4 separate regions of the Homo sapiens genome follow, and regions 1, 2 and 4 are each linked to region 3. Evidence: chromatin loops called from intact Hi-C (ENCODE). Cell type or tissue: ovary. All regions are shown on one strand. Each heading gives the region's core, and the rest is flanking DNA. Links, peaks and the distances in the headings are about the cores only.

Region 1 (6,198 bases), core at 488-5,487, 170 kb after region 3:
ATCATGATCGGTAACATGATGGTTAATTTTAGGTGCCACCTTGACTGGGCTAAGGGATGCCCCAATAGCTGGTACATATTATTTCTGCATGTATCTGTGTGAGCATTTCTGGAAGAGATTAGCATTTGAACTAGTAGATTGAGTGTTTTAGTCTGTTTGTGCTGCTACAACAAAATACCTGAGACTGGGTAATTTTTTATTTTTATTTTTGTATTTATTTATTTATTTATTTGTTTTTGAGAGAGAGTTTTGCTCTTGTTGCTCAAGCTGGAGTGCAATGGTGCGATCTGAGCTCACCACAACCTACGCCTCACCTCCCTGGTTCAAGTGATTCTCCTGCCTCAGCCTCCCAAGTAGCTGGGATTACAGTTGCGTGCCACCATGCTGGACTAATTTTTGTATTTTTAGTAGAGATGGGGTTTCACCATGTTGGCCAGGCTGGTCTTGAACTCCTGACCTCAAGGGATTGCCTGCCTTGGCCTCCCAAAGTGCTGGGATTACAGGTGTGAGCCACCGCACCTGGCCTATTTTTTTTTTTTTTTTAATAGAGATGGCGGCAGGGGGGGGTCTCATTACATTGCCCAGGCTGGTCTCGAACTCCAGGGCTCAAGCAATCCTCCCACCTTGGCCTCCCAAAGTGCTGGGATGTAATCCCAGGCAGAGGCTGTCGCACCTGGCCAAAATACCTGAGACTGGGTAATTTATAAAGAACAGACATTTATTTCTCATAGTTCTGGAGGATGGAAAGTTGAAGACCAAGGCTCTGGCAGTTGAGGATGTTTGGTGAGGCTGCGTCCTCTAGACAGGTGGAATGCTGTGTCCTTGCATGGCAAAAAAGCTAACGAGCAAGCTAAAGACCTAGACAAATGCCATAAAAAGCCTTTTTTCATAAGGGCCTTTATTTCTTTCACATGAGAGCAGCCCTCGTGGTGTAATCACCTGTTAGAGGCCCGTCTTTTAATACTATTACCTTGACAACCCCTGGATTTTGGAGGGGTTGTCACATTCAGACCATAGCACTGAGTAAAGAAGATCCCCCTCCCTCATGTGGGTGGGCAATATCCTATCCGGTGAGGGCCTGAATAGAACAAAAAGGCAGGGGAATTGTGAATTCAATCTATCTGCTTGATTTGGGACATCCAGTGCTCTTGCTCTGCGACATTGGAGCTCCTTGTTCTTAAGCCTTTAAACTCAGGCAGGGATTTTCACCATCAGATCTCCTACTTCCTGTTTTTGGACCTTGGCACTCAGACTGGAGCTTATACCATTGGCTTTCTGGCTCCCAGGCCTTCAGGCTTGAACTAGAACTATACTGCTTGCTTCCCTGGGCCTCCAGTTTGCAGATGGCAATTTATAGAACTTCTCAGCCTTCATAATCATGTGAGCTAATCCCTCATAATAAATCTCTTTCTATAGATCTACATATATCCTATTTGCTTTGTTTCTCTGGAGAACCCTGACTAATACAAATAGCAAAATAAGGCCAGGTGCTGTGGCTCATGCCTGTAATCCTAGCACTTTGGGAGGCCGAGGCGGGCAGATTGCCTGAGGTCAGGAGTTTGAGACCAGCCTGGGCAACACGGTGAAACCCTATCTCTACTAAGAATACAAAAATTAGCTGGGCATGGAGGCATGCGCCTGTAGTCCCAGCTACTTGGGAGGTTGAGGCAGGAGAATTGCTTGACCCCAAGAGGCAGAGCTTGCAGTGAACCGAGATCGTGCCACTGCACTCTAGCCTGGGCGACAGAGCAAGACTCCATCTCCAAAAAAAAAAAAAAAAAAAAAAAAAAAAAGGCAAATTAATAAATCTATCATCCCTTCTTTAATTATTGGCTGGAATACTTTAACAAAGAGAAATGTGTCATCTATTGTTATAAACTTCTAACTCACTTGGGATGAGAGATGACTTTATGATTCCTGTTCTTGCAATAAAAGGTATTTTGAAAGATTCCAAATTAAGCCAAAGAAATAAATTGCTAAGAGAGGAATTTTGGCATCAGAAACATCACTTTAAATGTTTGAGGTCCTGAGAATATTTGAGGTCTTGTTATGGCTGAAATAATATAAAGTAAATAATCTACAGTGCTACCCACAGCCCTCAACAATGTGCCCAACCCGCAATACACATTCAGTACATATTAGCCATTATTAACATCATATAATCTAACCATCGCATTTTAGATGTGGAAAATTGGGGGTTATTCATTTGTTTGTTCATTCAACAAATGTTTACTGAGCCCTTATTAAACTCTCTGAGGAGGCACAGTTCTAGGGGCTGGGGAAACCACAAAACCAAGTCTCTGAGTTTGTTGTGCTTTGTTGTGGGTTGTGGGAAATCTAAGAGGGTGATAAATGATATGAAGGAAATAAACAGGGTGATGTGTTAGTCCTACTGGGTGGGGCATTACTTTAGGTGGGGCGCTAACATTGGGAGAAAGGAGCCCGATAGGTAGAGGTGTAGAAAGAGGACTTTCCACGCAGGGGATACTGCAAGTGCAAAGGCTCCGAGGTGGGAATAAGCTGGACATGTTCCAGGAGCAGAAAGGCAATCAGTGCGGTTGAGTCTGAATGAGCAGGCAGAAGGGTGGTAGAAGGTCCATGTAGAGAGACAGGTGGAAGCAGAGATGAGAATCCTGTTTTTCTGGTGGCTTCTGTGTTGGTACATTTTGTATATAACTTTGTACGATTCGGGGGCCCACTTTGTACGATTTGCAGCTACAAAATACAGTGTTTTCAAAATCACTTTCCTCATCCTGCCTGTTTAGACCTGTGCCTTTTGAGAGCCAGTTCTGAAGCAGACAGCAGTTCCGTGCTGCACCCAGGTTTTCTTTCTGGCGGCTTGCAGCTCCTGGTGTTTTCAGGGACCGCTGGTGAGAGCTGCTGATTTGGAGTTGAAGAGCCAGCCCCAGGGCCGTTCCATGTCGTGCTCTGCCCTGACCTCTGGTGGAATCGGCCTGTTAAGACATAGACCAAGTGGGAATGTGGAAGTCCTTGCCTCCTTCTTCCATTTGGCTGGGAGTATGCGATGTATTATGAAGGCCTCCAGCACCTCAGGTCCTCTTCAGATTTTCAGGACCTTTGGAGGGACAGGATTTCAGACACTGCCATGGGATGGCCCAATGACTTTTGACCATCCAACACCTCTTGGCCTCAGGGATTGGCTCAGAAAGGGCACATGACCCAGTCTGGGCAAGTCAGGTCTTCCCTAAGCATTGGTACAGGGACCTTAGGAGACAGAGCATCTTTTTACCTGGGATTTGGAGTTATAATGTCCTTTTATACTTGGACTGCCAGTCTCCATCTCTTTGGCCACACGAAGGGAGGCTTCCTGAGAATTTAAATCAATACTGAGGAGGAAGGTGGGGTCTGGAGATGTGATGGGAACCATCATTTAAGCTCCTGCTTCGGTTTGGGCTTAGACTGAGCCAATAAATAACTTTTTCTCTTAAGCTGGTTTCAGTTAGGTTTCTGTTGCTTGCAACTGGAAATCTCCTAATTGCTATGTCAATCAGTGCTAGCCATCACTATTAGTAGTGGTACTGATCAAAAGTAAGTTTGAGGTAGATACACAATGGCACTCTATGGCAGAATCCACATTTGTCACTATATAGTGATCTGTTTTTCTGTTTCTAAATGTTGGTCTCTCTCATTCCATAAAGGCAGAAACCATATTTGTTTTGCTCATCAGTCTAGCTCACTGTCTAGTTGAGTAAGTCTTCAATAAATACTTGTGGAATGAATAAATAGTTGCATGGCAATGTTTACTGATGTGAGAAGGTAACTTACATTCTCTAATACTATTGTAGCCATCTAGGGGAATGTGCTTATTCTTTAGCTAGTCATGCTGAAGGGTTTATGGGCAAAGTTGGATGATATCTGCCGCAACTTAGTTGGTTCAGGAAAAAAAAGTATTATCTGTATGTGTATATCAATGACACAACCACAATGTGAAAGTTTAAGAGCTTTTAGCACTCACTACAACCCCATGCACCCATCACTCAGATTCAATAATGATCTGATGAGCCATCTTGTTTCATTTCTACTCCTACTACCTTCCTGTCTCTATAGACTTATTTTGGAATTATTTACTTTGAAGTAATTTCAAGCTTGCAAAAAAATTGCAAGTATAGTTTGGAGAATACCCAAATACTCTTTGTTTAAATTCACTATTTTTAAAAATCTTATCATGCTCCCTCATGTGCAATGTTTGTGTATATATATCTGTATGTGTTTACAGATATATGTGCATGTAGACATAAAATCGTTAATTTTTGGACCATCTGACAGTAGGCTGCATGGCTAAGGCCTCTTTACTTCATGTATATGTATATGTGTGTTAAGAGACAGAGTACAAATACAGCAAAATGTTAACCATTATTGAAATTAAGTGGTGGCTATAGAGGTATTCATTGTACTATTCTTTCAATTTCTATGTATTTAAAAATTATCAAAATAAAAAATAGGAAAAGAAAAAATATTACCATTGTCTTGATGTGCAGTCGTGATCACCCTGCTTTTAAGAAATTTCCAATCATGGCTGGGCATGGTGGCTCACGCCTGTAATCTCAGCACTTCGGGAGGCCAAGGCGGGCAGATCACTTGAGGTCAGGAGTTAAAGACCAGCCTGGCCAACATGGTAAAACCCCGTCTCTACTAAAGATACAAAAATTAGCTGGGTGTGGTGGTGTGCGCCTATAATCCCAGCTATTCAGGAGGCTGAGGGAGAAGAATTGCTTGAACCCAGGAGGTAGAGGTTGCAGTGAGTCGAGATCACGCCACTGCACTCCAGCCTGGGGGACAGAGTGAGACTCCATCTTAAGAGAAAAAAAAGAAATTTCCGATCCCCGAATTTCCTATAATTCGGGGAAATTACGGAAAAACTATTTGCATTATAAAGAAATGTTCATGTTCTGGGAAAAATATCTCCTCAAGTCTTCTTCAAATAATAGCAATTAAAATGATCCAATGAAGGCATACAGTTCAGCTGTAGAGGAAATGAAATTAGCCCAAGAGAACAAATCTTTTCTTTCCCTTCTCCCTTCCTTTCTTCCTTCATCTTTCCCTAGTTTGCTAAAATTTTTTAAAAAGCTCTTGTTTTCAGATTATAAAGTCACGGTAAAAAAAAGTTCAGACAATAATGAAAGGGGTAAAGAAGACATTAAAATTATCCACGACGTTACATTCTAAAAATAATAGTGAAAACAGCACAAAACACTGTTCTAAACACATTCATACTTTACTAATACCCCAAGGAAGTAGTTTCTACTATCATTCATATTTTACAGGTGGGGAAGTTGAGGCACAAAGGGGTTGAGTAAATTTCCTAAGATGAAAGTCCAGCTCCACCTAAGATTTGTAAGAGCTTGAATTCGAACTCAGGCAATCTGACTCTAAAACCTGTGCTCTTCACCACTATCCGACCCCACCTTGCTGAGAAAAAGGCACTTCGAACCCTTTGGTAAATATTCTTTTGTACAGATGTGCACTCTTGCTCACATACACACAAGTGCACACATATACAATCACGCACGTGATCATATGCATATACCCAGACATGTGCACATACATGTCACTAACACACATATGAGCACATCCACATTTTACAAAACAATCATTTTATTTATGGCAGTTGACATGGTTAGGCTTTGTGTCCCTACCGAAATCTCATCTTGAATTGTAATCCCCATAATCTCCACCTGTCAAGGTTGGGAGCAGGTGGAGGTAATTGAATCTTGGGGGCGGTTCCCCTATGCTGTTCTCGTGATAGTGAGTGAGTTCTTAGGAGATCTGATGGTTTTATAAGCGTCTGGCGTTTCCCCTGCTTGCATTCACTCTGTCCTGCCGCCCAGTGAGGAAGGTTCCAGCTTCTCCTTTGCCCTCCGCCATGACTGTAAGTTTCCCGAGGCTTCCCCAGCAATGTGGAACTGTGAGTCAATCAAACCTTCTTCCTTTATAAATTACCCGGTCTCAGATATTTCGTCATGGCAGTGTGAGAACAGACTAATACAGTGCTTCATGACTCATGTTTTACATACAAAAGTAGGCAGGAGAGTTTAACGAACCCCTGTTTTGAGTGAAACAATGAACTTTACTGTCTACAGCACCTGAGAGGCCCAGAAAGGAGAGGACCAGCAAGGGGACTACTGACTTGGGTTCCTTTGTGGCGGCCTTGCTATCCAGGCTCAGATTGCAGGCACG
Region 2 (6,198 bases), core at 669-5,668, 130 kb after region 3:
ATTCTCCTGCCTCAGCCTCCCGAGTAGCTGAGACTACAGGTGCAGGCCACCACACCCACCTAATTTTTGTATTTTTAGTAGAGACGGGGTTTCACTATGTTGGCCAGGTGGGTCTTGAACTCCTGACCTCGTGATCCACCCGCCTCAGCCTCTCAAAGTGCTGGGATTACAGGTGTGAGCCGCTGCGTCCAGCCTTAATTATTTTTTGAGATGGAGTCTCGCTCTTGTCGCCCAGACTGGAGTGCAATGACGCGATCTTGGCTCACTACAACCTCCGCCTCCCAGGTTGAAGCGATTCTCCTGCCTCAGCCTTCCTAGTAGCTGGGATTACAGGTACCCGCCATCACACCCAGGTAATTTTTGTATTTTTAGTAGAGACAGGTTTCATCATGTTGGCCAGGCTGGTCTCGAACTCCTGACAGGTGATCCACCCTCCTTGGCCTCCCAAAGTACTGGGATTACAGGCGTGAGCCACCGTGTCTGGCCTATTTTCTTTTTAGAGACTGTGTTTTGCCATGTTGGCCAGGCTGATCTTGAATTCTTGACCTTAAGTGATTTGTCCGCTTCAGCCTTTGAAAGTGTTGAGATCACAGGTGTGAGCCACTGTGCCCATCTATTTTCTTTTTTTTTTCTCCTTTTTTTTTTGAGACGGAGTGTTACTCTTTCACCCAGGCTGGAGTTTAGTGGCACCATCTCGACTCAGTGCAACCTCTGTCTCCTGGGTTCAAGCGATTCTCCTGCCTCAGCCTCCTGAGTAGCTGGGATTACAGGCATGCGCGACTATGCCCGTCTAATTTTTGTATTTTTAGTAGAGACGGGGTTTCACTATGTTGGCCAGGCTGGTCTTGAACTCGTGACCTCAGGTGATCCCCCTGCCTCGGCCTCCCAAATTTCTGGGATTACAGGCGTGAGCCACCACACACCAACCTCCTTCCTTTTTTTGTCTGAGATAGGATCTCACTCTGTCTCCCAGGCTGGAGTGCAGTGGCATGATGATCACGGCTCACTGCAGCCTCAGACTGCTGGGCTTTGGATCAACCTGAGGGCAATCCTCCTACCTCAGCCTTCTTAGTAGTTGGGACTAGAGCATGTACCACCATGCCTGGCTAATTTTTGTATTTTTTGTAGAGAGAGGGTTTCTCCATGTCACCCAGGCCGTTCTCAGACTCCTGGTCTCGAGTGATCCTCCCACCTCGGCTTCCCAAAGTTCCGGGATTATAGGCATGAGTCACCACGGCTGGCCAGGAAGATTATTTTCGTAGAATGAATACAATATATATTCTCAAGTGCCATGCTTGAGCCTACTACTGCTAGTTCTGGCTAAATCTTGGTTTTACTTATTTTAAGTATGTCATATTCAGTTGCGGTGTTCCTAATACTCCTTGTGTGAATTTCCTGTGTTCCCCCTGCCCCACCCCCAATGTATAACGAGTCCGAGGCTGAGTTACCTCTGAGTTTTTTCTTTTTGCCTGATCTGTAGAGAACTAGAAATTAGGTTATTTGGCATTGCTGATGACAACTATATGGCACAAGTACCTTCACTCCAATTCTCTGCTTATCATGGCCACTGCTAATTGATGATTGCCCTGTCCTATCAATATTGCTTAACAGTGCTAATATGGTAACCACAGGTCACATGTAGCTACTGAGCATTTGAAATGTGGTTAGTCCAAATTCAGGTATGCTACACAGGTAAAATACATACCAGATTATGAAGACCTGGCACACAAGAAAAGAATGTAAAATATCTCATTAATAATTTTTTGTATTGATTACAACTTGAAATGATAATAGTTTGGATATACTGGGTTAAACCAAATGTTATTAAGATTAATTTTATATATTTATTTCACTTTCAAAAAAGTGATTACTAGAAAATGTAAAATTCTATATGTGGCTTGCATTCGTGGCTCAAGTTGTATTTCTACAGGACAGCACTGCCTTCAAATCCTACTTAAGACAGTTCCCCAGGCAGTCACTACCAACAAACCAGAAACAAAAGCAGTAGTATTTTATGGGAATGGGAGAGAGGTCTACAGAGTTTGAGTTTTCAATCTTAGAATGAAAAAAAAAAAAAAGAACCTTTTGCCGGGCACGGGTGGCTCATGCCTGTAATCCCAGCACTTTGGGAGGCCGAGGCAGGCGGATCACTTGAGGTCAGCGTGGCCAACCTGGCGAAATCCCGTCTCTATTAAAAATAAAAAAATTAGCCAGGTGTGGTGGTGCACGTCTGTAATCCCAGCTACTTGGGAGACTGAGGCAGGAGAATCGCTTGAACCCGGAAGGGGGAGATTGCAGTGAGCGGAGGTTGCACCACTGCACTCCAGCCTGGGCGACAGAGTGAGACTCCGTCCCAAAAAAAAAAAAAAAAAAAAAAGAGAGAAAAAGAACCTTTGAGTTTATCTAGTTAAGTGTTTCCCAAACATATCTGTTCATTAGAAACTTCTGCGATCTTAAATTATAAAATTACAGATTTCCAGGTTCCCACCCTGGGGATTCTAGTTTAATAGATCTGGGACGGAGGCCCCGGATTTTGTATTTTTAGTAAGTAGCCCAGGGGTTTCTGATGTGCGGCCAGGTTTGAGAACTCCTGAGCTAAAACATTTTTACATTTCAAGGATGGGACTTTCCTGGGGTGACATGTTATTATTGGCAGAGCTAGGACTCGAGCACATGTTCCTCCTGGATTATATTTTGTACTACTGCGACCTAAGAGTCTTTGCAGAACTCACCATGGAATGATCATCAAACTGCCTCTCAGCCCGCAGGCACAATGCTCTTCCTTATTTGGAGAAAACTCAGTGTGTCTCAGCAGCCCCCTCTGCTGTCAAAAATCCCTAGCTCAGTCTAGCTGAGCGGGCTTTGGGGAAGCGAGCAGGGAGGAGAGCGAGCCCAGAAGAAAGTAGTGTGAAAAATGCTGCTATGGGGAAACCCGTTTGCAACCTGGAAGTGATTGGAAGAAATCTTGCAATAAGATCCTTAAAGCTGGATGACATGTGGGGGAAATCTACCTGACTGCCTCCTGGTCTGGAGGAGAGAATTTGTTTTGTTTTATTTTGGTTTGTTTTGTTTTGATACAGGGTGTTGCTCTGTCACGAGAGCAGTGGTGTGATCACAGCTCACTGCAGCCTCCAAATCCTGGGCTCCAAGCGATCCTCCCACCTCAGCTTTCCGAGTAGCTGGGACTACACAGGCGCCTGCCACCCTGCTCTGCTAATTTTTAATTTTTTTGGGTAGAGATGGGGGTGAGGGAGATAGGAGTCGGGGGGGATGCTTGCCTTGTTGCCCTGGCTGGTCTCGAACTTGCGAGCTCAAGCAGTCCCCTCTCCTCGATCTCCCAAAATGCTGGGATTACAGGCGTGAGCCACCGTGTTTGGTCTAGAGGAGGGAATTTGAACAAATTATTTCACTTCCCTGGGCCTCAGTTTCCTCATCTGAACAAGGGCCATAATGACACGCTCTGTCCCTTTTCTTCCTCAGAAACTATTTTAATAGTCTAATTAACTAATGGGGATGGTGTTATCAATGTTTGGTCCAAAGACACACAGCTATTTAGAGATAGAGCTGGACTTTGAACTCCTGGTTCCCAGTTGAGATGTATCATACAATTTCTGCTAACCAAGGAGAGATGTGTTCAGCTGCTTCTAGAGGGACAGAGGCAAGAAAAACTTACAAGGGAGGTTGAGGCTGGCTTCATGCCTAAATGAATTAAAGCCAGGTGGCCACTCTCTCATTTATATATTCATTCCTTCACTCATTTATTCAGCTTACTTTTATTGAGCACCTCTTACATGACTGAAACTGTGTAAGTAGTGGTGATATTATGTCAAATTAGACATAGTTCTTCTTATGTCGATGGTTCTTGCTGTGTCTCCCTGAATAGTTCCTTTGCCAGAGATATCCTCAACTAGCTGTCACAGTGCACAAGTACCTTGGCTGGGTGAAACAATGGTAGCTACCAGGTATTGAGAGTTAGCTATGTGCCAGATACGGTGCTAGGCTCTTCCCATGTGCTGTCTTGTTAAACCCTCAAACCAAAGTGCTGGCATTACAGGTGTGAGCCACCATGCCCGGCCAATGCGATACTGTCGTGAAAAGTATTTTCTTTTGGTAAAGGCATTAGGTAGCTTCATGTCCTTAGGTAAAATGCATATTTATCTGTGCATGGACGGTCATCAAAGTGTTATTTACAGTGTAGAAAAATCCTAAAATAGCCAAAATATATTGAAGTAAATTATAGCACAATATACTTGAAGAATATTTAATGAATTGGGAAAATGCCGTGGTTAAAATGCCACTTCATAAAATGGTGATATTGATCTGTTTGATACTAATTTTATAAAACACTCAAATTTGGCTGGGCACGGTGGCTGTAATCCCATCACTTTGGGGGGGCCAAGGCGGACAGATACTTGAGGTCAGGAGTTTGAGACCAGCCTGGCCAACATGGCAAAACCTGGTCTCTATTAAAAATACAAAGATTAGCTGGGCAGGTGGTGGGCACCTGTAAGCCCAGCTACTCGGGAGGCTGAGCAGGAGGATCACTTGAACCTGGGAGGTAGAGGTTGAAGTGAGCCGAGATTTTGCCACTGTACTCCATTCTGGTTACCAGAGTGAGACTCCATCTCCATCTCAAAAAATAAAACAAGGCCGGGCGCGGTGGCTCATGCCTGTAATTCCAGCACTTTGGGAGGCCGAGGTGGGAGGATCATGAGGTCAGGAGATTGAAACCAACCAGGCTAACACGGTGAAAACCCTCTCTACTAAAAATACAAAAAATTAGCCGGGCATGGTGGCAAGAACCTGTAGTCCCAGCTACTTGGGAGGCTGAGGCAGGAGAATGGCGTGAACCCGGGAGGCGTAGCTTGCAGTGGGCTGAGATCACATCACTGCACTCCAGCCTGGGCTACAGAGTAAGACTCTGTCTCAAATAAAAAAAAAAAAAACTTCCCTCCACATTCATAAATATAGAAAAAGGGATGAAAGCAAGTCATTAAAATGTTAAGTTTTTATTATTGGGCAGTTTTTGTTAGGTTTTGGGAGAGTCTTATTTTCTTTGAGCTTTTAAAGATTTCCCTATTTTCTACCTTAAAAAAACACTTTCCCCCCCTCACATTTTAGGACAATTTTCAAACATACAGAACATTTGAAAGAATTTTACAGCAAGGCGAGGTGCTGTGGCTCACGCCTGTAATCCTAGCACTTTGGGAGGCCAAGGTGGGCGGATTACCTGAAATCAGGCGTTCAAGACCAGCTGGCTAACATGGAGAAACCCCGTTTCTACTAAAAACACAAAAGAATAGCCGGGCCTGGTGAGGCATGCCTGTAATCCCAGCTACTCGGGAGGCTAAGGCAGAATTGCTTGAACCAGGGAGGTGGAGGTTGCAGTGAGCCAACATTGTGCCATTGCACCCCAGCTTGGGCAACAAGAGCGAAACTCCATCTCAAAAAAAAAAAAAAAAAGAATTTTACAGCAAATACCCATATACCTACTACGTAGATTATACAATTAACATTCTATGACACTTGCTTTATTACCTGTCTATCCATTCCTCTCTTTCTCCATCTTATTTTTTGATGTATTTCAGAGTAGGTTGTAGACATCATGTAGTTTTCCCTAAATACTTCATCATGCACGTTGTTAAAATTCAATATTGGTTTACTTTCTTTCTTTTGAGGTAAGATTTACTTATGATGAAACACACAAATTTTATGGGCCATTTCATGGGTTCTGACAAATGCATTCACCTGTGCAATCCAAGCTCCTTTTCTTCACTTCCCCTTCCCTTTCCCTCCCCTCCCCTCCTCTCCTCTCCCCTCCCCTCCCCTCCCCTCCCTTCTCTTCTCCTCTCCTCTCCTCTCAGCGTGGGGCTAACCCATAGGCAGTGTGCCAAGAGTAGCTATGTCCTAATTGTTTTCAGCATAGATTAGTTTTTCCTATTATAGAACTTCATGTAAACTTCAGTGTGTAGTTTTTCTGTAAGGCTTCTTTTACTCAACGTAATGTTTCTGAGATTTGCCCATGCTGTTGTGTGTACAAATTATTTGGTCCTTTCTATTGCCGAAGGTGGTAAGAATGTACCACTGTTTGTATTCCCTTTCTCCTATTGATGGACACCTGAGCTATTTCCAGTTTTTGGCTTTATAACAAAGCTGTTAATTATCAATAGTCTTATACATGTCTTTTTGTGGATGTAT
Region 3 (6,198 bases), core at 432-5,431:
ATCAAGAACGTGGGCCTCAGGAGTCAGAAAGATCTGATTCCAATCACTTACTATGTGACCTTTGACAAAATTATTTTAATTATCTTAATCTCAGTTTCCTCAACCAATAAATAAGAATACTACCTCAAAGGCTAGCACAGCAAATGGTGTTTATTTAGCACAGTGTCTGACATATAGAAAGTACTCAATATATGTTAGCTATTATTACTATCAAATATAATAACCAACACCAGCCTGGGCAACACAGTGAGACCTGGTCTCTAAAAAAAAAAAAAAAAAAAAAAAAATTAAAAATTAGCCAGACATGTTGGCATGCACCTGTAGTCCCAGCTACTAGGGAGGCTGAGGTGGGAAGATTGTTTGATTCCAGTAGGTCAAGGCTTCAGGGAGCCATGACCGCCCAACTGTACCCCAGCCTGGGCAATACAGCAAGACCCTGTCTCCAAAAAACAAAAGGAAATATATATAAAATAACCATCTATTAGGAGTATTTCAAAACATTATGTAATATTTTTATATGAAAGAATTCACTTCGGAAAAAATCAGATTAAGACATGAGATGGCAAAATATTTGGTTAAAATGGAATTTCTCATGCTTATATGAATTTAAGAATTCAAAGACATTTTGAGAATAAAGACTGCAAAAATGTGACATCCTATAGTAGTATTCATTTGACATCGAAAGCTCCAATTATTACCAAATAATTGTTATAACAGGTGTCTGTGAATATGGTAATTCAATTCTTCCACTTAGCATTAAGTCTTAGAAATAGTGAAAAATCAGAATTTGGTTAACTATTACATGCATATACCCCACTTTTGCTATATGGTTTTTCAGTCATCAAAAACTTCTATTTTTAAAATAAGGAAGGTTTGGTTGAAATTGGCACTCAAATCTCTTAAATATAAATTTCAAATTTATTACAAACACTTCAATTTCTTCATGTTTAAAGAACAAACCAACAAACAGGTTTGGGTCAAATTTTAAAGGAACAATTATGCATTTAAGTGTGACTTGCCAAAAAACTGAATCAATCTGGCTTTCAGATTTAAATTCAGAACACTGTTCTACTATGGAAGAAAAGCAAAATCCTATTATTTTCTTTCAAATCTTGGAGAAAGCTGCCTCCTAAGATATCAATTAATGTGACAAAATAAATATAAATTCCTTCCCCAGGACTAAAATAAATCCACAATCTCCACTGCCCACCCCCCCTTAAAAATGTTAAGACCACTAAGGAATACATTTTCGTTAAAATCCAGTAATGCTTCTATTGCAACAGTTTTATGTATAAATGTAGAAGAACAATTTTCCTCCTAATTTTATCAACCATGGAACCAAAATAAAACTAAGGCAGCCAATAACAGATTCACAATTTAAGATGCCACAAAATGATGAATTTCAGAATGCTTTTGTTTATCCTGGTGGCTGAAGAATGCGTGGCTTAGGCAGTTAAAAGTGTCAAAATGCAGCTGTGAAAATGAACAATAGCAATTAGGATTATAATTCACCCAAGCATTTCATTACCAAGAATGCACTTGAAATCTCTTTGCATTGTTTAATTTGTTGGAGAACAAGATGAAAGAAGTTAATCTCCAGTCCATGTACATGAAATATTTTTACCAGAGCCTTCATAAATGCTGTAGATTTCAGAACACTGCTTTCCTTGTTCAAGCGACAAAGGCCCATGGGTCAAATAAGAAAGGTTCTGTTTCCGTAACCCTTCACAAGATTCTTAGCTGAAGGCCTGTGTGAGTGCTGTGTTTAGAGGGAGAGGTGGCAGAGAGCCAATAATCTAAGAATCTCCTCATTTCTTTGGTTGAAAAACAATGGGAGCCATCAGAACATACTTACAATATAGTTATTAAGTATATCCACAGGAGGATATGGCAAACATAAAACAAAAAAATAACAGAACGCTTACACAAAGAAACCAGATCTATTAGAAGTTATTTTCCAGGCCAGGTGCAGTGGCTCCTATCTGTAATCCCCAGCACTTTGGGAGGATGAGGCAGGTGGATTGCTTGAGCCTAGAAGTTCGATACCAGCCTGGCCAACATGGCAAAACTCCATCACTACAAAAAATACAAAAATTTGCTGGGCGTGGTAGCGTGTACCTGTGGTCCCAGCTTCTCAGGACGCTGAGGTGGGAGGACTGCATAAGCCCAGGAGGTTGAGGCTACAGAGAACAAGACCCTGTCTCCCACTCCCCTCCCCCAAAAAAAGCTATTTTCCAATGAAGCTGTTGCTTTCAGAAACTGCAAAGAACCCCCTCAAGATGAGATTTGATGGCATAAAGAATTCCAAGACAAAGTATTTTAAGCTTCAACTAATTCAGAAACAAATGTAAACTAAAAACAACACTGTATGGTTTGGCCTTATTCCAGGTCATTTAAAAATAACTATTTCTAAAAAGGTAGAAATGGCATTTTAATCCTTCCTTTCTCATGTTTTCTACTGCCCTCAATCTATGCCCTACCCATAATTCCAGTGACCTTTTTTAAAAAAGAAAACAATCCCTCCGTGTTAAAAATAAAAATAAAAATTATGTCCAGATTTGAAAGGAAAAAAATGGCTAGTTTAATTCTGAAAACTTCTGACACAAATGTTTTAAGAATATATCACAGACGCTAGAGGGGGCACTCTCAACGGTTTCTTAAACACACACACAACAATCCAGACAAAGGTCTAGAATTTGATCTGCAAACAAAATTACAGAAAAAGACACCGCCCCTCCCCAATAAATTTCATACCATTTAAACTAACACTACAGTCAAACAAGTGACTTACGGACTTTCACCAATCCTAAATTGAGATTCCTAACTTGAAATTTTAAAAAATTATCTCTTTACACTTAGTTGTTGTTTTTTTTAAAGTACCGGCAACCATTATTATGACCTTCTGTTGAAGGCTCAAAGTCTTTGGATACAGGCTTTTCTACTTACATTTCCTTTCATGTAATTATCATTATAACACTTAAAGGTAACCAAGAATACTTTGATAACACCAAAAAAATTTTCTGTATATTATTTTAAACCAGTCTGACAGTAATACCAAAAGAAAACTTGACCCACAAAATATCTAATGATTTTTAACATTTCTGCTGTCACCATCAATAACTACCTTTTATTTCCAGATTTTTATCTGTATTTAATTTCTGCAAACATAAACAGACATGAGATGTAATAATGGAGGGAAAGTAAAAGAAGAAAAATAACTTTAAGAAATGCTGCTGTTTCACAAGAGAACATAAACCAGGAAAAAAAATGTTGCTGTAATTTTTACATTTCTTCACTAGTTTAAATAGTATCTGTAATTTTCAGAACAATCTAATAGTCACCAGAAAGTACAAAATGAGCCCTTCTCACATGTGTTCTATCTAGGCTTACTCAACATATTAACTTTCTCTTTGCTTAAAACAAGAGTCTTGAAAATGAGTGACTTGAAGAGTAGGTTTCTCTGTCCTGATAAAGATAGGTAATTACTAGGATCACACTGTTTAAATGTAACAGTTACAACTACTGGGTAGTTCAGCAGTATAACTGGCTAACAATACCAAATCTTAACGGACTCTAATATTAGGCCAAAAAGAAAGTTAAGAGAGGGAATGAAAGATGGAAGGAATCACCAAAGAATGAAGAATACAAGAATAAAATCCATAGACACAATCATTATTGTTTATGAAACTGTTTGTTGTTTCCAAAGTGCTTTTACTCATTTTCACATTTGCTTCTCAGAACACTCCAGCAACTTCACTCTGCACAACTCAGCAACACTGACTCACTAGATCTTTAGTGCCAACTGCGAGAAGTTACCATCCTCAAGTTTTGCACACATGCTTTGATATGGTTTGGCTGTGTCCCCACCCAAATCTCATCTTGAATTGTACTCTCATAATTCCCACGTGTTGTGGGAGGGACCTGTTGGGAGATAATTTGAATCATGAGGGCGGTTTCCCTCATACTGTTCTAGTGGTAGTGAGTAAGTCTCACAAGATTTGATGGTCTTTTTTTTTTTTTTATACTTTAAGTTCTAGGGTACATGTGCACAACGTGCAGGTGTATACATGTGCCATGTTTGTATGCTGCAACCGTTAACTCGTCATTTACATGAGGCATATGTAATGCTATCCCTCCCAAGATCTCATGGTCTTATCAGGGGTTTCTGCTTTTGCCTCTTCCTCATTTTCCCTTGCTGCTGCCATGTAAAAAGTGCCTTTCACCTCCCGCCATGATTCTGGGGCCTCCCCAGCCATGTGGAACTGTGTCCAATTAAACCTCTTTTTCTTCCCAGTCTTGGGTATGCCTTTATCAGCAGCATGAAAATGGACTAACACATGCTTCTAGAGCTATGTAAACACAGCCAGTATTCAGTTAGTCAAGGGTCAACTATTCAGTTTGTAAATTATTAGTGTTCATCGTAGCCCTCCTCTTTATTCTCCATTTTCTGCTTATTTGACTACTTGACATTCAGATAATATCAAATTATTTTACTTGGTAAGTTTCAGTCCAGTTTTTAGAGGTAGAATTGATTAAAAGCTAAAATGAGGCTTTTACTTACAGGCAGTCAATACTTCTTATCTACATTAAGAATCATCAGTAAAATAATTAACAAGAAAAAACTTGAGCAGTCCTTGTTGGTATTTTTTCCTCTTAAAAGTTCAAGAATATGCTTTGCTAAAACAAAACTATACACCAAGAGAAAAGGTAAAGTATAGGTATAATGTGGTACTAACTGCTAACAAAGGAATAAGGAGTAAAGTGAAACAGATTGAGAAGTATTTTTCCCAGTTTGCCTTTTAAATTTTATTCCTTTAAAAAAAAACTGAAGTCAAATGAATCTATATTTTTTATATGGTTTCTCTTTGTTTTAAGCTTATTGTCAAGATTTCACTCATCCTGAGATCAGGCAATCTTTTATTTGAGACCTCTAAATGTGTTCTGACGTACGCATGCATACACACACCCATACTAAGATAATTTAAAAGACAGAAACATCTGGAGACAGAAATAAACATAACTTAGTTCCAAGCAACAGTTTTAAATAATGTTTTTCTTTATATTAATACTCTCCTGTATTTTCCAAATTTTTTCAAAGTATTATATTGTAACCAAGGTTAAACTACTAAAGGCCATTAAAAATATAAGTACTGTATCATCATTAGCTACATTTTAACTATTTATAGGCAAGTAAACATCATGGTAGACCACATGAATATTATCTGTACTTCCAATATCTTGTTTTATCAGGTTAATAAGTGCAGCAAACAGTAACTAAAATATATACATACAGACTAAAATATGTACACCAAGTGCTATGTATGCAAAACCACAGAGAACAATTTAAGTACCCAATTTTGGAATTAATATGATTTTTTAAAACTGTTAGGGATGAATAATTCTTGACATCAAAATCTGTATTTAAAAGTCACCTTTTATCCTCAATGCCACAAAGGTTTCAGAAAAGATACTTTTATAAATTAAATGCTCTTATTAAGTATAAATCTTCTTAATAATTTTTTTAACATAAAACACCCATAAAATTAACATTGTAGAATAGGGGTACCCAACCCCCGGAGTTGCGGACCGGCCTGTTGGGAATGGGGCTGCATGGCAGGACATGAGCAGTGGCGAGCGAGCGTCACTGCCTGAGCTCTGCCTCCTGTCAGATCAGTGGTGGCCTTAGGAGCGTGAACCCTGTTGTGAACTGTGCATGTGAGGGACCTAGGCTGTGTACTCCTTATGAGAATCTAATGCCTGATGGTCTGAGATGGAACAGTTTCATCCGGAAACTATCCTCCCCAACCCCTGGTCTGTGCAAAAATTGTCTTCCACAAAACTGATCCCTGGTGCCAAAAAGGTTAGAGACCACTGCTGCAGAAGACAGTTTCCTCAGGTAACAAAAGTCTTAAACCAGAAACATTTGGTCTTTCTTTTTATGTTTCCATCCATAACATTAGATAAATAGTTTTAAGAATAACTCTAGAAGCTAGATAATGAACCTTGTGATATTCATTTTTTATCAGGGGATAGCCTCCACCACATTACCCTTGTTTGCAAGTTGAACATTTTATAGGTTCAATACTCGTATTTTAATATCAAGTTATATTTCATTACAGTCCTGTGAACAGTATCAAATGTACTGTCAACGGCCAAGAAGCCTACTATTCCTAAATTCAACAGGTAGATTACTTTCAT
Region 4 (6,198 bases), core at 620-5,619, 880 kb after region 3:
CGTTTTAACTTTCCAGGCTGCATTTATTTACACAGTTGCTTAAGACAACAATACAAAAGAGATAAATAAGCTTGCACTGCTAAGGGGTGGCATGTTAAGTTAGATATTGAAAATGCACTGTCTGAGCTAACTACCATTTGATATGCTTTAAGGCGCAAAAGCCGACCCTTAGTTTTTCTAAAAAATCTAACTGGCATTCCTATTCTGTCCCATACAAGCTTTTTTTTTTTTCCTTTTTTTCTTTTTTTTTTTTTTTACTTTTTTGTAAATATCACCACTTCATTCTTCCTTTACACAGCTTTAAAAACATCATAAATTAAAACATGGAGTCTTATTTATAGTGTCCCTTGTATAGAGCTTTACGGTTTATAAAAGACAAATGATTGCAGAATTAAGCTTAAAAAAAAAAAAGAAAAAGAAAAAGTGGATTTGCTTTTGTCAATACAGAATAAATATATCCCCCAAATACTTGGGAGGTACAACTTTAACCAACACCCTGCACTTGCAGATCCCTCTTCCAATTTCAGTATTTGCAAGGTCGGTGATTTTGTTTGTTTAAAAATCTGCAGTTATTGTGATTCCTCTTAAAAAGGCCTGAGTTAAAAGTTCCACTCTGGGACTTGTATCAGATTACTCTCTGTAGCAGAATCCAACCTCTTCATTAATACAATTCTTCAAGGCAATTCTTTCACATAGGAGGAACAATCATGCCAGATATCGCTATGAAAGAAAAGACAGAAGTCAATGGTTTCTTTGCGTTCAAACTTCTCACTGAGAAAAATAATGAAGACTAAAAAAAAAAAAACACCCACACACAACTATGTTGTTCGACTATTAGCCACAAATTTGCTCTCATCTTCTCTGGAATGAATTTTCGTTATAAAATATACATGTGCTTTATTAAAAATTATAATAAATCAGCATGGGTATGTGTCTTTAACAGAACAAAATATCCTAAACATCTCTCCAAATCTGATTTCAATTTTAAGGCATAACTGGAAAGTTGCATAGTTTGAATACCACTGGGAAAGTTGCAGCTTCGAACCTTGCAAAATAGTGAGAATTTTCACTTTGTCACTCTTTTTTCCCTCCCCTTCACACCCAAAATATAAAGAAGTGGTCCATCCAAACTGCAAGCAGTTTCTACAAAAAACTTGGCATTCCCTATCCTCTGTATTAGCACAAAAACTAAGCCACAGAGCAGAAATCTTGAGTGCCTTTGCTTAGGTCCTTAAGCTGGGAGAAGGAAATGCCAGCTACAGCAGGCCTTGTTCACTGGGAACATAAAGTTGGGAGAAAGCATAGCTGGGAGGAGAAGACAGGTTTGCATGAAACTGCAGAATGTCTTCCATATCACGGCTTCACTCAACGTTTCGGGAATGATCTGACCATATTTCCTAGAAAACTGTAGCCTGGGGAAGCTGGAGTGAGATCCTGGGAAAAAAGAAGCCTGTTTGAGGTAACCAAAAATTGTTGAAAGCATTCAAAGCTAGGAGGTCGCAGATAGTGGTATTTAGAGAACACAGAATCAGATAGGCCTGAGTCCCACCTCTGGCTTTTCTGCTGTGAAGCTCAGCTTCTGTAGCTAGAATCACAGCAACACTTAGGGTTATTGGAGAGGTGAATAAAATGACACATGCAAAGTGCTTAGCCTGGGTTCAGCTCCTAGTGAGGACCTGATAGACGTTAGCTGCTGGGATTTTTAACCCATCACTTCTGCTACTAAACTAGCTGTGTGACCTTGTGTTAATTGCTTAACTTTTCTGAGGTGTATTTGCTCTTATGTCAAATAGGCACCATCCCATGTGGCACACTTTGTGTGATTGCTGGGAAGAATAAAAGGATAACTAAGAAAATTAAAACAGGGTGGCACCTTTGAAACATGTCAAAGTGAGAGAGATGCTGACATTACAAGCAAGGGGCAGCCGTCTTTGGCTCCCAATCACGGTTAAGTGTCTTGTCAGGCAGAGAGAGTCATTGCTTTCTTTTTATGGCAAATCTAAACGTAAATTAATTAGTGTTCTTGTCAGTGATGACTGTGTCTAGGAAGTGGCCCTCTTAGTTTACTATTCTGGAAGAATGTGCCTTTAAAAAAAAAAAAAAAAGCGAACCCCAGTACCACAAATCCTGCAAGTGGACACAGGGAGGCCACCCTGGGCTCTTAGCCCCAAGACCCCCACGTTCCTCCGGCTTCCCCACCCCCACCCCTGGTATTTTAGATTCAATTAAAATGAAACCCAAAAAGTATTTTGCCAAACACTTTTTCCGTTAATTTTTAAACCCATCTGTATTCACAAGGAAATTCAATCCACATGTTTCTGATTCATTTACACGTAAATCATCCAAATGTTGTTTTGCAAGAGCCTTTTTGCAGCCCAAAAGCTCCTGGAGTCCTTTCTGTAAGCCCTCATAAGCCTTTTTTTCTTAGAAACAGGAAGTTGTCTTTTGCCAAACGCAGACCAACTTAAACCCCCAAAGACTTGAGATCAGTTGGAAATGCAGTCCCCCTAAGATTCAAGTGAGCCCTAGGTTTGACTGAAACCAGGAGCTCAGTATTTCAATCCAAGCCTTAACTGGAGAATTCGAGATGCTATCACTCCAAAGGCAAGGAGGCGCAGGGGAGTCTTTGCTGTGTGACAGCCCAGCATGGCTCTGCCTCCCCAAGGATCTTTTCATCTGGGCTGGAGGTGGGTCCAGGCACCTTTATTAAAGACAGCGGGAGTTTTAAGCCTGTGGCAAAAGGTGCAAGTCTACTTTCGCTTTCCACCAAAATCTATTCTGCGTGCCTGGCATTAAAGAGCAGTTCCCTATAGTATAGTCACACAACTCAGGCAGTATCAATATGATTCAAAGCAAAGGAAAAAGCTAATTTGGTTGGTGGGTCCAGCCAACATTTATTAGCTGGTCTGTGAAAACATCCCATTTGAATGGCCAGAATTAAAAAAAAAAAAAAAATCTAAGCAGGCTTTTGGTACCCAAATAGTGTGTTAGATCAACTAGATTAAGCCTCCACTTAGGGCCACATTAAAAGTTCTAAAGCAAAGCTAACTGATGTACCAGTTCATAGTTAACAGCGCTTTTTATTTTGGACCATTGGGGCTGCAAACTCCAGCATCCCAAGAGCCCAGGCTGCGAACAGCAGTGAGTGAATCCCCTGGGTGCGTAAGTGAGGATGGAGGTGATGATGCCAAGGGCATGCCTGGGCAGTGACTCAGCTCCCACCAAATGCCACTGGGCAGGAATGCCTGCTCACAGCCACTGATCTTCTCAAATGTTTCAAGAGAAGCTAGAGATTTAGACTTTGTTTTTTTAAAAAAAGAAATAGCCAAGTTTATACATGATAGCACAAAATTGAAATTAAAAACAAATATATGGGTCTAGGGGGTGGGTTTGGCCCACTCCTACTTTCCTACCTCGCCTTCATCAGCCGACAGACTTCTCTGAGAGTCTAATGGGAGCTATGGAACCTCTCTTCAAAAGAGGTTGTGATGTCTTGGCACACAGTGCTGAGTATCCTCATGGGGAATCTTCATGTACCCTACTTGGGCAAGACAGCATGCCACAGCATTTCTGGAACATTCTAAGGCCCATGTTGCCTACACCCAGAATTTTGCATGTAATATCAAAGCATTACTGTTCTCTAAATCCCAATCATGACTTCCTAAACTCCAAGGGCAGAACCCTTGCGGTTGAGTAAATTATGGGAAAAGATCCCTGCCTGTGGCCTCTGAGCCTAGATACCTCCAAAGAGGCCCTTTTAATAGAGAAACTCCACTGCAAAACTGCCTGAAGATCTTGAGTTTTAGGAGTTGTTTTTCTTATATCTGTGCTGCAATCTGAAGATTATGTGGGTGAGAGGGATGGGTGTCTGGAGCTTGGAATGTTCCAGCAATGCCATTGGCATGCTAACTTGCCCAAGTGGAGTGCATAAAGATTCCCATGAGGACACCACCCTCTCAGCACCATGTGCCAAGACATCACAAGACCATGGTGGCTCTGCCATTTTCCCCAGCAGCTGGATGATCATGTTCTCTGACAGAAGCTCAGAAAACTATTGCTTTGAGAGGCAATGCATTTTTCATTACCGTTTCCATATTTTTGATAAAAACAAAGACAAAACAAAGTTCTGCAGAGCTGGGAGGGTTTGGAGTGAGAGGGTGGAATGTGGTCGTACCCAAACCACCACATGTGTAAGAATTATGAGCTAATCACTCAGGAGGCTGAGGCAGGAGAATGGCATGAACCTGGGAGGCAGAGCTTGCAGTGAGCCGAGATCGCGCCACTGCACTCCAGCCTGGGCTACAGAGGGAGACTCCTTCTCAAAAAAAAAAAAAAAAAAAAAAAAAAAAAAAAGAATTATGAGCTAATCAGGAACAGGGGGGTAAGTGAGTGGGTAAATCTTGCACCGACTGAATATGTGCATGGAAAAAATGACGATTCCATAGGATTTGGTCCTGGGCTGCATGATATCTAGGGTTGAGAAGAGCCAGCCTGAGCTTCAGCAAGGTGGAAAAGAAAAAACATCAGTATATGGATACTACTTTTGTGAAATTACTCTGGCCTTTTTGTTTTTAATTTTTCATGCGTAGACTGTCCAGGACATGGCTAAGGTTTAGAATCACTACATCAGCGGGGGTTCCAATGGCATGTAACAGCCTTCTTGGGGATGCCTCTGTCTTGAATAAATGAAGTCCTCTGAGGCCTAAATTGCCTGAAACCCAAGCTCTAAGCAGCATAAGCTTCAGGAGAAAGGAGAGGACATCTCCATGGACAAAGACTGAGCATAGTTGGTGACTCAAGTCTTTGGCTCTGGAAAACAGACACAGTTAGGTAGTCTGGGACCAGGATTTATCAATTACTTCACCTGCATAAGAATAGAAAGAGGTATCTCTGCATTTTTCTCTTTAAATCCAAAATATAGTTGCATTTTCCAAAGTTTTTCATATGACATTAAGTGTTCTTAACATGCAGAAAAGGACTCTGTAGGCAAACAAGTTTGCCAAACTAAATGAAATAGTCATTTTTATTTAACTGCAGGATGCCCCAGAGACTTTAATTGTGGATCTCCAAGATAGTGATCCAGGGAGCACCACATTCTAAATGTTTTTGACTACCATATTTTTATTTTTTAACAGGACATTTTGTGAGGCTCCAGAAGTTGAGACTAGAGTTGCTTTTTCAAAAAAAAAAAAAAAAAACCCTCAGATATATGGTAACTTTTCAAACGTTTTATCTACCTGGGAGACAAAGCCAGCTGGAATCATGATAGAATCTGTGAATCCTACTGGTCACCGCATGTTATCCAGGACATGTCTGTCTCTGCTTCTTGGCTAAGGTTGTCCTCAGTCTTTCTGCTGAAAGTGCCCCTTGCCCCCATCTCCCTGGCCCTGAATCCCACTTGTTCCTCCTTGAGCCTGTTCTGAATTCTCCTTCATCTTTCCTTCCTCTGTACTTCCACAGCTGGGTGCCCAGCCTTTCCCAGACAGATCTTCCTTATTTACTTTGGTGTCATGTCTCCCCTAATACAGGGAAAGATTTTGAGGGCAGGATTTTGTAGCCCTCTTGTGCCTAACCTAGTGACTTGAATATAGAAATGTAATATAGCATAGGGGCTTAACATAGTCCAGTCAATCTGTCTGGGCTTAAAGCCCAGGCTTCCTTGTTTGCTAGTTGTGTAAATGGGGACAAGCCACCTTAGCTTCAGTCTCAGTTTCTGCATCTGTATAACAGGGACAACAGACAAGCTACCTTAAGGGTGGTTGGGAGCCAGGCTGGGAATAAGCCCTCCTAGTCAGTGGCTGTGTTCACCATTATCACCACCATGTGACATGGCCGTGCTTAGTTCTTGGGGAATAAATATGCGTGTAGTAACCGGAGGAGACTAAGGGAGTGCTGCTGGGGAAGAGGTCTTTTAGGAGTCGGCTTTAAAAAACAGAACCATGCACAGTTAACAGAGTGGTAGTTGGAGGTAAATAGGCCTTGAAAACACTTAAATGGCCTAAATGTGGCACCTCTAATCTTGTTGACATGGGCAATTTGCTTAACCAAGTCTTCCTAGTCACTTAACCTGTCTTAATGATCACAATTCTGAACTAGGTGGGTCCCAATGAAGTAGGTGCTACTGTAACATTGAAAAGGAAAAACGTGGAATAGAACACTTCAGGGATCCTTACACCAATTCCATAACCTGCCTTCATC

The links. Hi-C counts contacts between places; a loop is a spot of excess contacts. Peaks named below come from ENCODE experiments on the same cell type or tissue, not always from the same donor. Only the 100,000 strongest peaks of a DNase experiment are listed, where the experiment ranks them.
Region 1: a loop joins it to region 3, with 4 times the contacts of the local background. A loop is called at or near these places in 82 of 110 quality-filtered maps.
Region 2: it touches region 3 in a loop (2.6-fold over the local background); 73 of 110 quality-filtered maps call a loop at or near these places.
Region 4: it touches region 3 in a loop (2.7-fold over the local background); 8 of 110 quality-filtered maps call a loop at or near these places.

Annotation. Positions count from the first base shown.
Region 1 is chr5:157,992,159-157,998,356 of GRCh38, forward strand. No RefSeq gene overlaps it. Among named protein-coding and RNA genes, the nearest start is that of CLINT1, 140 kb to the left of the region's middle. In ovary, for the core only: a CTCF peak has its summit at 2,920 (motif pointing left); a DNase peak (open chromatin) is centred at 2,913.
Region 2 is chr5:157,946,148-157,952,345 of GRCh38, forward strand. No RefSeq gene overlaps it. Among named protein-coding and RNA genes, the nearest start is that of CLINT1, 90 kb to the left of the region's middle. RefSeq lists enhancers at 1-37, 2,654-2,948. In ovary, for the core only: a CTCF peak has its summit at 2,795 (motif pointing left); a DNase peak (open chromatin) is centred at 2,844.
Region 3 is chr5:157,818,206-157,824,403 of GRCh38, forward strand. All of the region lies in intron 1 of CLINT1 (clathrin interactor 1), which reads right to left. Among named protein-coding and RNA genes, the nearest start is that of CLINT1, 38 kb to the right of the region's middle. In ovary, for the core only: a CTCF peak has its summit at 2,637; no DNase peak of the experiment used is centred there; H3K27ac peaks cover 1,081 bases.
Region 4 is chr5:158,698,423-158,704,620 of GRCh38, forward strand. It overlaps EBF1 (EBF transcription factor 1), which reads right to left. Exons shown (of 16, transcript NM_024007.5): 16 at 1-720. The coding sequence ends at 689. Among named protein-coding and RNA genes, the nearest start is that of LINC02227, 290 kb to the left of the region's middle. RefSeq lists an enhancer at 1-3. In ovary, for the core only: no CTCF peak of the experiment used is centred there; a DNase peak (open chromatin) is centred at 3,217; H3K27ac peaks cover 402 bases.